2 separate regions of the Mus musculus genome follow, and region 1 is linked to region 2. Evidence: chromatin loops called from intact Hi-C (ENCODE). Cell type or tissue: left cerebral cortex. All regions are shown on one strand. Each heading gives the region's core, and the rest is flanking DNA. Links, peaks and the distances in the headings are about the cores only.

Region 1 (7,785 bases), core at 1,722-6,721, 66 kb before region 2:
TGAATCTCCGTGTTTAAGGAACACACCTTTAATCTGGGCTACACCTTCTGCTGGAGACAATATAAGGACATTGGAAGAAGGGAGTCTAGCTCTTGCTCTTGCTCCTTCGCCTGCTTGCTGCGTGAGACTGAGTAACTGCTAGATCCTTGGACTTCCATTCACAGTTGCGACTGAACAATTGTTGGGAATTGGGCTGCCGACTGTAAGTCATCAATAAATTCCTTTACTATCTAGAGACTATCCATAAGTTCTGTGACTCTAGAGAACCCTGACTAATACACCAGCAATACAGTGAGGAAGAGCAGCATGGGGTGGACCACAGCATTCTGAAGTATCTGTAACCCCAGCTGGATAGCCAAGCATGTAGGCCTATGGGGCATTGCTTAGCCAGATAGCTTCACACGGCTGAGCGCAGGAGGAGCCGCAGGGTTGACGCTCACACTTGACTTTCTCACAGGGGAATCCTTGTATGTAGACAGTTCCCAGCCTAATGATGGCTCAACTTACTGTTTCCCCAACTTTACAACTGTGCAAAAGTCAATATACATTCCATAGACATTGTACCTATGAGTTTTAGTTTTTGGTTTTCTTTCCCAGCCTAGCAATGTTCAGCATGACATTCTTCCAAACACTGGGCAGTTAAGTGGTCACTCTGGTGGACTGCTGCTAAGCTGTGAGTTAGGGAGGGTTGTATGCATTTAATTTGCCTCCATATTAGGGTATTTTCAAGTTGGGGGGTATGGGGGAGGTTGTTGGCTCAATGCTCATTTTATGTAGAGAAGCAGTTGTACATTAATCCATTACCTCTTAGTCTCCATTTTGTTTCCAGCCTACTAAATGTGGCAGTAGATGTGAGATCTATGGCAGTAGATGCTGTAGATACTAAGGGGGTGTGTGATACAGAGGAGATTAGCTGACAAGGGCTGTGTCTCATTCCCAGAAGGGACTGTGCTTGGTGTACCCTGAGTGGAGAGGAGAAATCACATTAGGTTGGATACAGTGCTGTGTCCTGTTTATTCAGAAGTGTGGCTAAAGCAGGCAGGTAGCATGAGACTGGGCCAGCGTGTCTGCTCAACCAGGCATGGCACCAACGTGGCAGGTAGGTTTCTCAGGATCTTCTTTTTCCTGCTGATCTGTTGATGGGTTTCCCAAGGAGCAGTGCTTGTGTGATAAAGGGAGGCAAGGTGAGTGTGAGATCTTGGGCGGCAGGGCCAGGTACAGTAGCCTGAGCAGGCAGAAAACTTCCACTGAGTTCTGCAGGAACGCTCATCTCAGGTCTTTGTTCCTTCCCGTGCTGGATTGTCTTGGGCATCCTTCTGTTTGCTTTGTCAGCTGCCTCTCTAGTGATCATAGATGGAGCATGTTCCAAGATCTGCATGGATCATGATTTACTTCGAGGCATTCCTTCCAATGTATAGACAATTGGGCTGGTTCTGAGGCTTGCTCCTGGGAGTCACAACCTACCATCCAGAACAGACAGATCCTCGAGCTAGAGCCAGCCAAGGTGTTCTGCAGTGGCCCTCCGGCCTCTGCCTGCCTGAGGATGGCTGAGAAAGGGCATGGAATCAAGGGAGGAGCAGATCTTATAGCTTTGCCATGAATACCTTGGAACCCAATTCATAAAAGCATCTAATTACAGGGAGCCTGCATTTCATTGTCGTTTTGGTAATGACCTGCAACTGCATACAAATTACAGGGTACTCCCCCCACCCCCGAGTAGTGCTCAGCTTTCTGCAATGTGGAACTTTCCAGTTAGTGGCTGAGGCTCGGGTGAAGCCAGGGCAGAGAATACTCTTCTCCGGGACACTCTTAATAAATACTGTAGCAAGATAAATGGTATGAATCTGGGGGACGTGCACTTCCTACCAACTGTGAAGTGTGGCGTTCTCAAGTCTCTAGGCTGGACTACAGCAAGAAGGATTTGACTTGGGTCATGCAGCCTGTGCCTGTTTGGCTGGGGTCAGGGGATCCCAGAGGCAGGGGCATTGATAATCTGACTGCTTCTTCTGTTCCTGGGAGGGGGGGGGGTCTTACCAGTGCCTGTCCCTTTACTAAGCTCTCAAAGAACACAATGGAAGCCCTAGGGGAGGCTGTGTACTTTCTTACCCCTCTGCTCTCTCATCCTGTGCCGCATCCTTCCGTCATCGTGTCACTGCCTGGTCATGGTCTGATTTGTCAGTGTGGTCTAGAGAGTCTCTGGTCAGAGGGACAAGGGCTTTGGAGCAGGACAGCCCCGTGGATGTGTACATTGTCTCTTTGTCCTGATGTGGGCAAGGAAGGAATCTCTGTGCACATCTCCTTTGTGTGCATGAGAGAAGATGCCCAGGTGGGGTACCCAGGCAAGAGGGTTGTGGCCAGCACTTAGTGAAGCTGTGGTACAGACTGCAGGTCTCTGTCTAGTGGCCTCCTGGGACATCCTGCATTTGCATCTCCCAGGATGTCTTCTTACATAATAATGGAGTGTTCACCTCAGAGGTCTGGGCAAAAAGCCTGTGGAGGCACGTCAAAGGAGTGCCTGCAAGCAGGGGTACTCAGTGTCAGTGGTGAGCAATGGGCACTGCCGGTTCCAGAATGGAAGTCAGGATAAAGTTTTGGGGGCTGACTATGGCTCCTGTAGAGCCTTGCCTAGAATACCAGCTCAGACCACATCCTTAGCACTGCACACATATGCACATCCCTAGCACTGCCCACATATGCACATCCCTAGCACTGCACACATACGCACATTCTAAGTGCTGGGGGGGGGGGGTTGTTTGTTTTTTCTGAACTCATGTGACTTGCATGTTTGTAAAGACAAAAAAAAAAAAAAAAAAAAAAAAAACCAAAGTGAAAAAGTGAACCATCACACATTGGGGACATACAGTGGTAAAGAGCACATAAGGCACAAAGCCAAGGTTTCCTCCTGAGCCCCTTAAGTTTTTCAGAGGCAGCTACCTTAGCTCCTTGTCCCTCACTGTGGCCTCTGCCATGGGTTCACAGGCAACATACCATTCTCTGTGAATGACCCTGGACATGCCTATCCACAGCTGTCCTGTTCATTTGCTAGCAGTCTCGGACATTCTGCCACTTCTAATGTCACACCAGGTCTTTATTTTGAGTGACATGGGCTCTGAGGTGTGGATGATGTATTTAGTGCCCCTCCCCCACCTGTGGAAATGTGGGATGTTTCTGAATTCTTGTATGGGAGCTGCCTCGTTCCTCTCTGTGTGTGCCTGTAGGGTGGCGTGCGTGGATGCTGAGCCTTTGACACAGCATGCTCTCATGTCAGCCAACCCTCACTGGAAACCTGGTCTCAGTTGCCTTCAGGCTGTGGCTTCTCCCCGTGGACCAGGAGCTCCAGGCATGCTCAGAGGCTGCTGACATGTGGGTGCCGACTTGGTTCCCAAGTGACACTATTGAGAGATGTCTCCAGGTCACTGGGGCGTGTCTGTGAGGGGCGTATGGCACCCCAGGTCCATCTCACCGGTTCCTTCCACTCTCCACTATGAGTAAAGCAGCTGTGCTTTGACATCTGTCACCACTCCATAGTGGTGACACTGCCCAACCAGGGGCCTGAAAGCAGTGGCTGACAGTCATGGCCCCTGATCTCTGAAACGTTGACCCCAAAGAAAATGTTTCTCATTATAAGTGGCTCCTCTCAGGTATTTTGTTATTGTGACTGGAAACTAACAGAGATGCCACCGGGATGGACATCCATTCATCCTCATCCGCCCATTCTGTCCTACTCTTTACATCACTCTTCCTATAAATGTGGCGTGTCTTCCCTTCTGGATGAAACCCATGCCCCTAACCCCACACTGAGAGCTAGAGACAGTTAGATACAGGGAGGGACTGTTCATGTTCACTGAGGGCTATAGGGAACTGATGCATGGCTCAGGCCAGAGGGCAGTGGCCGACACTGGCCTTCTGGGGCCGCCCCCACCAGGGGCCTTCAGCCGTCCTTGGCCTAATCCTGTTTTCTGCCCAGCTGAGCAGTAGGAAGGCTTAGTTCTCACCCATTTTAATGCAAAGGAGGCTGCCTAGCCAGCTTGTTCTGAGCATGGTGACAGTGGCCATGAATGGGGACCCCAGTAACGGTGGCAAAAATGTGACAGGGCCCTCCATCAAGGTATTGTACGACAATTGGGACATTATAGTGGGTCCTGGAACCCTCTCAGGAAGGGGCGGGGCCTCCAGCTCATATGCTAAGCAGGGCCAAGCCCGCCTCAACCACCTTCTTTGGCCTGGCCATTGACCCCATTGTGTGAGGTGCTTGCACAGGGTTTAACTGCCTTTCTCCTTCCCTCACCCCCCCCCCCTTTCACCAGTGTTTAGACTCAGCCTGGGCAAAGGTGCCGGTCCTGGTGCCCTGCTGTGTGTCCTGGATGGGTGCTTCCCCCTCCGGGCCTTGGCTGGCAGTACCTCCGTGGAAGGGAGGTTCTGAGTGTTTGCCTTGAGCTGTATATACGCTACCAGCTCTTTTTACAGCCCCTGGGGAAGGGAATTTCTTGCTCTAGCTTGCAGATAAGGCCACTAGCTCTGGAAGCTGAGAAGCCACAAACATGGTGTGTGGGTGTGCATATAACCATGCATGAAGCCACTTCAGTCAAATCTCTTAGTGTGTACAGGGCACGGCATGAGCCTCACAGCAAGGCAGAGTCCACACTCCTGAGCTACAGAGGGTAGTTCAGGACACAAAGAGAAAGCACAGGCAGGGTCTGGCTGAGGCTCTTTCCTCCCTTCTGTGCCGTCCTGCCCAGACCAAACCAGATTCCATTGATCAAAGCAGTCTCCTTGCCCCTAAACCATAGGCCAGCCTGCTCTGCCAGCCCCCGGCTCCTCTCCATTTGCAGCTGGACAGCTTCCAGGGCCGGATTTGGGGAAGGCAGTAATGGACCACAGACTGAGTTTTAGAGTCACGGAGGCAAGGGCAGACACAGTGGAGGCTGGACCCCAGTGCAGCTGAGCTGTGGGACACCTCTCCTCCTGCCCCATGGACTCTCATCTACTCTCTCCTTAGCTGGGCACATCTTTGGCTGTCTAAACTTTCCAGAGTTGGTGACTGAAACTCAAAGGGCAAAGATGACTTATTTAAGGTCACATGATAAGTGAACTCTGCAGGGTCCGGCCGTTCTTCCCAAGATTGGGAGATCTTGGGAACCCTCTCAGCAGCCTGAAGATCCAGGATCAAGTCTGCTACATTAGGAGGCTAATGTGCTTATGTGCATGTATGGCTTTGAACATGTGGCTTTTTAGACCCCAAGTTCCTTCTCTGTCTCTTACTGTTGGGAAAGCCTGTAAGATGTTCAGTGGACAGAACAGTAGAACCTGGGTCAATTGAAACTCGGGTCCCATTCATTAAGGTTTGTGCCATGAACGAGGGTGGACGGTCTATGGTTTCTACTGCTAGGATGATTCCTGAATCCTGAATCCCTGGGGCTGATGGTGGAGAGGAGCTCACCAGAGCCAGGAAGAGTTTGCAGCTGCCACATGGTAAACGGGAGCAACGTCCTTCCATCTGGAGAGCATGGCTCATGGCAGTTTCTGAAGGCTTCCCTGAGGAAGGAGAAGAAAGTGGGGTTGTGGCCCCAGTGTGCAGTGCACAGAGAGACAGGCTACATATTGGTGAAGGGATGCCACCTCCCAGCAGGCACCTCCGATCTGAGCGGGCTGAGTGTTGAGGCAGAACTCAGCCAGCTACAGAAGCTGGGGGAGGCACCCTAGTGAAGGAAGTGCAACTGGCCTCAGGCTTGAGAGGGAGCTCAGTTCTGGGACCCGCAGGGCCCTTCCTTCCCAGAGTGCTCTATCGGGAGTCCCCCGCCTCCTGCTGATTACAAATTGCTCTGTGATTTTCTCCCATTACCATGGTGACGGCAGGCCTAGCATTTTAAGCAGCAGTAGGATGCAGCTGGATCTTTTAAGTCCAGGGCTCTGCAGGATCCCTCTCCTCCTTTGTCTTCCTGGTCTTCTTTCCTGTTTATGCGCCATTTACTCCCTCCTCCATCCTTTCATTCATTCATTTCTTCCTCACACAGCCTCTCTTCATTCATTCATTTGTTCGTTTGTTCATTCATTCATTCATTCATTCATTCATCCATCCCCTTTCCTCCCCCATCAACCCCTCACTTCAACAGTTCCTGGCAGCCCTCAGTTTGGTAATGATGGCCAGAGACTAACCAAGCATCCAGAATGTCAGATGTGTCCCTTGATGTGACAACCAAGTCCATCCACCTCAGCCACATGACCTCAGACCTCCAACTTCATCCCATTCTTTGGTGGCTCTAAGAAGCAGGTCCCCCCCTTGCTATTCCACTGTGATTACTTAGTGACAACTCAGTCCCACGGGTTCCCAGCTTCCTGGTAGCTGTGTTACACCCTGGCCTTTGGTCACTATTGTCCCAGCATCTCAGAAGCCACATGCACCTGGGAGGGAGCAGCAGGACACAGCCCTCTGCAGGATGGTGCTGCCCTGACCCAGGCCTGGTGTAAATGGCTTTTCAGAGCTGTTAAGTTATGCCCTGGAAGAGCTGGTTTTCACAGCCCCTCCCTCCCATCCCATCCCCACCTTACTCTCTACTCAGGAGGCTGCCACTCCCTTAGTAGAGCATCAGGGAAGTGAGCCCGCCCCCTGCCCCCACCCCCCTTCTAGCCATAGTCCTTGATTTTGCCCTTCTTGTGGCTCCAGATCTGAGCTCGGTGACCCCCTTTCTCCTCTGTCTTGTCACCCAGAATGGCAAGGGTTGTGTGCAGCTTGTCTCTCGGTCCTGTGGGCTCCCTGCTGTCACACCTCCATGTGCCTCTTGCTTTGGCGGTCTTCATTAGTTTGTCTCCTGTCCATCTGAGGCCTGAGCCTGCCCTCAGTTTCTGTCCGTTTTTAGTGGTTCCTGGAGGTAGGAATTCTGGAGCTAGATGACTGGGTTATAATCCCAGCCCTAACAGACTGTGATCTGCCCTGTCAAAGCTCTGTGACCTTGGGAAATTGTTTGCCTCTCTGTGGCCCACTTGTAGTAACTATAATGCCCATCCCAGGGGGCTGCCTTGAGGACTAAGTCCCTTAGCACCACTGAACACAGGACCAGCGAATACTAGTAAGTAACAAATGACACTTAAATACTCAGTGATTCACAGGCATTCATCCTGATTCCCGTACCAAGTTCTTGTGAAACCGTGTGCCTTGGGGGAAGTGACAGGCAACTCTGGCATTCGATCCACGGAGACTGGCAAGCCTTTCAGCCCAGAGCACTGGTTACTAACACAAGGCTGGGGGTCCCTCCATCCTCTGCCCTCTCACATTCTCATCCCACCACATTCTTCTCATAGCCCCCTTTCTGGCAATGAAACATGGGCAACCCTTGGCAGTGTGTGACTTCATACACAGGACCCTGTGACTCGCCATCATCCCTGTGGCCTCACACTGCTCACCTTCCACTGCCTTTTGCCTGCCACGGGTATGCTAGAGGGCTGCAGGCCCCCTTGCCCATCCGGCCTGTAACTGGAGCTGTGGCGGTGTGGCCGAGTCCTGGTGGCCAGATCGCACAGGTATCAGTGACTGCCAGTGCCCCGTTTTCCTTCACACCGGGACACAGTTAACAATGGCTGACAGTCCTCACAAGGGCCAGGCTCCCCCAGGGAGAGGCCCCAGCATGCTATCAGGCCTCACGATCTCAACCCTTAAAAGGCCTACCCTCCCTGCTGACATATCACACAAATGGGGCCTTCAGCCATTGCCAGGGACCGTCTGCTGCCCTGGGAATGTGGGCCGGAACCTGGGCCCCCGTGCCAGCCAGTCCTGCAAGACTTGCCCTT
Region 2 (7,308 bases), core at 1-5,000:
CGGCCAGAGCCAATGAGCCCGACCTCGCTTCCTGGATGCTGGATGAGTGGATGAGCGCAGGGCGGTAGTGCGCGGGCCAAGATGAAGATTAAAGCAAGTGGGGGGGAAAAAAAAAGAAAAGAAAAGAAAAGCCATCCAGACGCGGGCGAATCAATAACACTTAAAACACACCCGCAGGCAGGCAGCGCGCGAGCCCAGAAGCCGCCTCTCGATCCGCGGTTGGGCTGGAGGCCGCCTAGTCCACTCAGAGCGCACTTGGTTTTGAAATCCCATTCCAGAGAGGTGGGGTTGGGGAAGTGGGAACCCTGAGGGTGGCGGCGGAGAAACACAAAGGGTCTGCCACACACGCCCCCTGGCCTTGGGTCCAGTTCTTCCCAAGGCAGCGACAGGAGGTTCACAGGTAGTAGGGGTGTATAGAGAGAGGCAGGTGTGAAGCCTCCCAAGGTAGCCCTTTGGCGCTAGGACCTCTGTCTATGATTAAAGCCCCCCACGTCCCCAAAACCGTGCTGCACACAAGTCACTTCCTAAGTACAAAGAGAGGCCGCGCAACGCAGCGCAAGAAGCCACCTGCTTCCACTTTCCAGTTAGAGTGTCTCCTGCCCCACCTCCTGACGCCTGGGTTCTTTGGCTCCCACCCCAGCGACCCCAGGGTCGGCTGTCTTGCTTTCTTTGGGTGGCGGCTAGAGAGCGTCTCTCCTTGGTGTCTCCGACTAGCCATTAACTATCTCTGGTCGTACTATTTGGTTCTGATTGTTAAATGTGCTGTCCTCCTAGCTTGGGAAGGGGGTCTGAGGGCCGCTGGAAATGAGGCGGTGCCAGAGCTCTGAAAGGTGGTTTATGCTTTTGCCAGGGAACACCCCCAGTCCTGGGCCCACGTTTGCTACATGAGTAGCCCTGTCTGCAAAAGGGCTGCGCTCACAATATCGCGCGTAGAATTCCTGCTGGGAATTGAGCTCTCTAGGGGTGGCTGTGGTCCTGCCGGATCTACTGTGCTTGTGGCTTGCGCGCAGGGGCGGGGGGTGGGGCGGTTCCTGGGGACCCCATAGAGCAGATATTCGCTTCCAGAAACACTTAACTGTCTGTTTCTGGAGGTATCCCTGACTCTGAGATCCTTGGGATGGCCGATCCCCTGCCCGAGTCTGTGGAATTGCGTGCGCCCCTGGGTTGTCCGCTCACGGGGAGCCTTTGTGCCCTCAGGGTTCCTGCACCTCCCACTGCCTCTCCTGAGCTAAGTTGGGCAGCGCGCCTCCCTCCCGGGCCCAGTCAACTTTGCCTCCGTCGCACGCGCGGAAAGAACGCGCGCGGTGCTTACCCGATCCGGAGGTAGACTATGCCCAGGCTGAGAAAGAGGTGGCCCAGGCAGCGCCGCGCTTTCCGGGTCATAGTCCCCGCTGGTGGCGGGTGCCACGGGCCGGGCTGTGCTGATCCCGCCAGCCGGGCCCGGCGGGGCAATCCACATAGCCTGCGCAGGGGGCGCGGGCCGAGGCTCCCTGGGCGGTCCGTCGGTGCGTCGGTCCGCGCTAGGCACTGGAGACTGTCCCAGAGCGCGGGAGCCGCGGAGCCAGAGGAGGGGAGAACAAGCGCAACAAGGGGCGCCGCTGCGCGCCAGCGATCGCGGCAAGTGTTTGAGGCGCGGGGACTGCGGGGCGCTGCTGCCTCCCGCCCCCGCCCCTCCCTCTCCGCCCTTCCCCCGCCCGCCTCCCGGAGCGCCCGCCCCGCGCCCAAGCGCCCGCGGGTCGAGGATGTCTGCCCCGAGCGCGCTCCCGCGGCGCTCCTCCGAGCTCGCGGCGGTGGGAGGCGGGGGCGTGGAGCGGAGTTGGGGGTGGAGGGCGGTGGAATCCTGCCTGCCTAGCATCCTTCGCTAACTCGCAGGTTGAGACCAGCAGGTGCCCAAGGGCCATCCTCTGGGTGTAGAGGATATAGGCTCATTTCAGAACCCTCACGCCTTGTTAGAGCTCTGTCACACGGGCCAGAAACAGGGAACTGGGGTGGAGACTCCTGCAGAACTACTACCCCACACATTCTCTCCTCACCCTCGTCTGTGCGAGGGGCTGATTGCACCTAAGGCGAGACGTGACAGGATCCTCCGGAATCTTGCTACCGGTGGAGACTTGGAATTGGACTGGAGCCCAATGACCAGTAGCAGAACCTGAGAACACGCGCAGGTGAAAGCTCAGAGCGCTCTCACGGCGACACCTGCTGGGTGCGGCAGGTGGTGCATTCTGGCCTTTTGTCTTTCTGATCAGAGACACGCAGCCCAAGTTTCAGTTGGAGAAACTGAGGAGGTGAAGTCAAACTCAAAGTCACTAACAGGTGAATAGCCAGATTGGAACAAGGTAGCCCCAACTCTAGTGACCCCTACTCTTCTCTCCACTCCAGGCCTGCTTAGCCTTCCAGACTGCAGTTCTTCATGCATACCTTCATGTACAGCCGCTGTTCACGCATGCGTCCACGGGCTACTGGCGCCAGCCATGCTGACAACCGTGGATTCAAGGAACACGGGAGACCTTGGTCTGGGTACAGCCTGGGGGGGGGGCGCTTTCAGAATATGGCCACTACATTGTTCAACCAATCTCCATTGCAAGGAGTTCTCTGTGCGCGCCTTCCTTGCCTCTGGGCAAGCCTGTGATAGCTTCCTCATTGACAGGTGCAGATGATGGTAAATGGATACGTACAGGAGCCCTGTCCAGTAAGCACATGCATAGCTTCAGATGGCACCGGCTGGTGAGAAGGTCACAGGACCGGGGACCGGGCAATGGGAAAGAGGGTTCTGTGCACTAAAATGTTTGTTTTAGCTCTGAGGAAGTGGCTGGGCTGTCCGCAGCAGATCACAGGATTTGGGCCCATTATGGTAGAAGCTAGGAGTGGGTGAAGGAGGAGCAAGGATGAAGAGAAAGAAAGCCAGTGATGTGGAGGGAAGAGAGGGGGACTGTATTCCTAGAAGAGTTTGGAGTCCAATGGAGACCCTGGAGAATAAAGCAGGTAACTCATTTGTGTGTGTGTGTATCTCTGGGTGTCCCATGGAGACACTGATGGGGGCTGGGAAGGGAATTGGACACTGGGGAGCCTGTTGGACTAGGGAGACTTCAACATGGGTTCAGGGACAGATGGGACATTTGTGCTGGAGAACTTTTATTGCCGTTTTGGCATGAATCTGACTGAAGTGGAGATAGCCTTGACCCACTGGTCCCCCAGCTTCCACCTCAGGGGTGCTGGGATTACAGACTGTGCACTCCCACCCTGCTTTATAGGATGTCAGGGATTGAACCTAGTTCTTTTCTAGTGCTAAACCAGTACTTTCCCAACTAAGCTATATCACCCCCCCCAAGCCTGGGGGTGCTTTCAGAACATGGCCACTACAATGTTCAGACGTTCTCCATTGCAAGTTCTCTGTGTCCTCCTGGCTCGCCTCTGAGTGGGCCTGTGATGGCTTCCTCAATAACAGGGAAGAGGTAATGGTGCAGGTGAATGGATGCATACAGGAGCCCTGACCCACCCTAATGACTGCTGTGCTGTGAGGAAACCAGGAATATGTACAGCCACTGCAGCCCACAGTCCTAATTGTGACCTTGACTGGTGGGATCCATTATGATTGCTACACAGGTCACTGAAGGCCCTCCAGATGCCACCAGCCATCCACTCAGTCTTCCTGGCTTCAGATTTGCCCAGGTGAGGCATTGTGGACAGTGTCTGGGTGTCCTCTTTACCCATAGCACATTCTCTTGTATTCCTCCTCTGTCTAGTCATCTGAGGTCTCCTCCAGAACATCTCTCTGGTGTGTCACTTCCAATATGCACCATTGTCATCTTAAAGCAGAGTCATGCACGTCATGGATGTTGGGACACACATGACCTGCAAGTCCTGTGGCAGCTGTGGTGACAGCAACAGCCCTGGCAAAGGCTGAGGGCATCTGCTGGGAAAGGGAAGGGGGGGGGGGGGGAGGAAGAACTGATTGGAAAACAAGCTGAGACAGAAGAGTGGGTGGGAAGAACCCAGTCTCCGCCCTTCTCCTGCAAGGAGTTCTCTGTGCCCTCCTGACTTGCCTCTGGGCAGGCCTGTGATAGCTTCCTCGGTGTCAGGGAAACAGGAATGGTGCAGGTGATGGTACACAGATGCATACAGGAGCCATTCTGAGGATGGCGGAATGGCCAAGCCCAGAGGCAGCACTGCCCCCCATGTCTGCACTGCCCTCAGAACTGCACTATGTTACCTCAGAGCCCTCTGACAATGCTGTGAGGCCCTGTTCTCATTATCACATCCCTGTTTATATGAAGAACGCGATCGTGGAGTATTAAATATCCCCATATCCTCACAGCCAGTAGTATATGATAGAGTTGAGATTTGAACTTGAAGCACTGGTTCTAGCCATAGCTCCCATGTTACGTGTGTGTGTGTGTGTGTGCGTGTGCGTGTGCGTGTGTGTGTGTTAAAGGCATTAGATGCACATTGAACATGGGCAAAGGCGCACCCTATCCTTCCTCTTTGTATAACTCCAATGCCTTTAGCTCCCTTTCCACCTGGTAAGTTTGTAACCCACCCACATCCCCACTCACCTGAAAAGCTTGCCTTGACCCACCTGGCTTCTACCCACGGTTCTTGGTTTCTTCTTCATCCATTTTTCAAATATTCATCAAGGATTAATGTGTTCCAGGCTCTATAGAATCTAGAGATATAGAGGGTCCGATATTCTCTGCAAATCTTTGAATGAGTCAGACACATATCCCTACATAGGACCAGGTCTGTATTTGTAGATAGCATATTTTTATTGTAATTCTTCCTTGGGTTTCCAGTGCCCTTGGGCTTGTCTTGGCAGAGCCCTTCCCATCCTAAAGGATATCCAGGCTCACCCCAGAGGCCTCTCATTAGAGTACAATCTCCTCATAACAAAGTCCTTCTGCTCTGATTACACAACTGCACAGAGCTTATGTCAAACCAAAACCATGGCTTGCTGAAGAGATCGCACATTTGGGGATCAGCTAAGCATGGGGTTTGGTGCCAGCTCTGCCACTTATTAAATTCATGGTCCAAGACAGTTTTTCATTCGCTTGTTTGTTGGGTATGCTCTGCAGCTAGTAACTTCTAGGTCAATTACTAGAGGGGGTTGAGAGTTCTGAAGGAGAAACTTTATTTAAAGCATCCCAAAGTCCTGAGCCCTAGATCAACTGTCTGGGACTGTCTGCAGAAGTTCTTTTTTTGCAAATTTCTGCTAGCCCAGGATCTCCCCCCACCCCACCCCACCCCCATTTGCAACCACTACTTGGATCATTGAAAGAGCTGTCCCGGTGGGCTTCTTGTTCTTCAGGCAAACCAAGCATACCTGGGCAGGCGCTCACTCTGGGCTTTGTCGCCACCTGTTGGGGGCAGAAGAAATAACCAGCCCAGTCCCAGAACCACAGTTAACAGTTGCTACTAAGAGGTGCCTGGTCTCAAGGGAATAAGATGGAGAGCAACACAGTAGGACACCCAACATCCTCCTCTAGCCTCTGTAACTCATACACAGGTGAACACACTAGTAAACGCTTGTGCACACATAACCCCCCACAACACACACACACACACACACACACACACAGAGAGAGAGAGAGAAAAAAAAGAGTCATAAAGCAAAAAAAAAAAAAAAATCATAGGCTATAGAACCCCTTTTATTAATGAAGTATCGAGCTGCTGGGGCCTGTGCTAGGCAGACTACTGACAAAGAATAAGTGAAGTATGCTGGTGCTCAGAGGAGAAGCACAGCTGATGTGACTCAGTGGCTTGCGAAGAACCTCAACTAGCAGCAAAGAACGTCTCTGACAAAGAAATCTGTGCTGGTACAGGGTGATGAAAAGCACCCATGGACCACCCTGAAGACCCTAGCCAGGACACTTCTTCCCATCATAGTGGCTGTTATGCTTCACCGATGTGGCCTGTGTCACCAGCATCCACCAAAGAGATGGATGTGACACCCAGGTGATTCTTTCAAGAGCCTGAGCATCCAGCCCATGGAGAGCGACGGTTAGAAAGAAGCAGTCAGAAGTGACAGGAGTCACCCAGGCCTCTCTTATGAAAGCTTTGGGCCTCCTGCCCTGGAGCTCTTGCCTGCAGATCCTATCCCCCAGGGTGAGAGCAGGTAGGACAGGACAATGAGGCCTGGAGACCCTGTTCCCATAGCTGGGGAACAGCAGAAACCCAGAGCCCCATGACAGTCAGCTGCCACGTGACAAATTACCCTCCCCAGCTTTTAGCTTAAAGGTGGAAAGCTTTGTTTGATATCAGAGGTTTAGGTCCATGGATGCTTAACCCTGTTGTTAGGCAGCTCATCATAGCAAGAGGCTGTTGGGGAAAAACACACTCCCGTCATGACATCCAGGAAGCAAGAGAGGGACATGAAGGAGCTGAGGTTCTCTTCTCTTCTTCAAGGCCTTGCCCCCAGTGACTTAACATCCTCCCACTGGAAGGCCCAGTTCCCTCCCAGTAGCACCTCAAGCTAGGAACCAAGCCTTTACATGGGCCTGTAGGGACAGCTAAAATCCAAACTAGGACGCTCCATTTGGTTAAGAGGGGGAAGGACTCCCACTTCCGCTCAGTGCTGTCAGGGAGAGCAGCCTGCTGCAGTCCATGGTTAACTTCTTGCACAGGGGACAGAAGTGGCTTGGGCCCAGTTTCTCCTCATACAGGTGACATTGGAAGATGAAGGAGAGCAGGCCCTCAGCCCCTTGCTGGTCCTCATCTCTCCAACTCAGAATCGGTGCCTGGCATGCTGGTGCTGAGTCTGGCTCTCCCCAGAGTGCTGTGTTTTGGGAAATAAGTGTTCGAGTCCCCAGAAGTGAGACTTTAAAGCATTCTTGCTTTTAGATGGACACAAACCCAATGTCCCCTCCCAGTGCTCCCACGAATGAATCTGTGTTCACGCTAAACCCACTCTGTAGTCTGCGGTTCTTGGGAAGAAAGCAGATTGAAAGCCTGTGAGTTACCCACCACCGTCAGCCATGCCGTGGAGGAGCCAGGCAAGTGGAGAGGGCTAGGGACGCTAACTCCCATCAGCACATTGGGGCTGTACAGGACCAAGAATAAACTGCCTTTTGCCTGAGTGGGTCAACGCTGCCGTCTGTCAGTATCAACCACTTCAAAGCTGGGCTTTGTAGCATTGATCACACTTTCTTCTGCTGATTTGAGAGTAGCACAAGATGCCACAATGGCTAATTCTAGTTGTCAACTTGACTGCATCTGGAATTAAAATTCAAGCACTGTGCCCTCCTGCGAGGGGTTTTTCTTCATCAGATTATTTAGAATGGGAAGACCCACCCTAAATGTGGGTGGCATCTTCTG

The links. Peaks named below come from ENCODE experiments on the same cell type or tissue, not always from the same donor. Only the 100,000 strongest peaks of a DNase experiment are listed, where the experiment ranks them.
Region 1: it touches region 2 in a loop (3-fold over the local background); 2 of 42 quality-filtered maps call a loop at or near these places.

The regions. Positions count from the first base shown.
Region 1 is chr6:91,342,122-91,349,906 of GRCm38, forward strand. No RefSeq gene overlaps it. Among named protein-coding and RNA genes, the nearest start is that of Gm30437, 65 kb to the right of the region's middle. In left cerebral cortex, for the core only: no CTCF peak of the experiment used is centred there; DNase peaks (open chromatin) are centred at 4,096 and 5,784; H3K27ac peaks cover 1,158 bases.
Region 2 is chr6:91,409,727-91,417,034 of GRCm38, forward strand. It overlaps Wnt7a (wingless-type MMTV integration site family, member 7A), which reads right to left and starts at 1,627. Exons shown (of 4, transcript NM_009527.4): 1 at 1,313-1,627. The coding sequence starts at 1,383. It overlaps Gm30437 (a long non-coding RNA gene), which reads left to right and starts at 1,602. Exons shown (of 2, transcript XR_377869.4): 1 at 1,602-2,285; 2 at 2,380-2,990. In left cerebral cortex, for the core only: a CTCF peak has its summit at 2,206 (motif pointing left); DNase peaks (open chromatin) are centred at 127, 1,568 and 2,166; H3K4me3 peaks cover 2,206 bases; H3K27ac peaks cover 686 bases.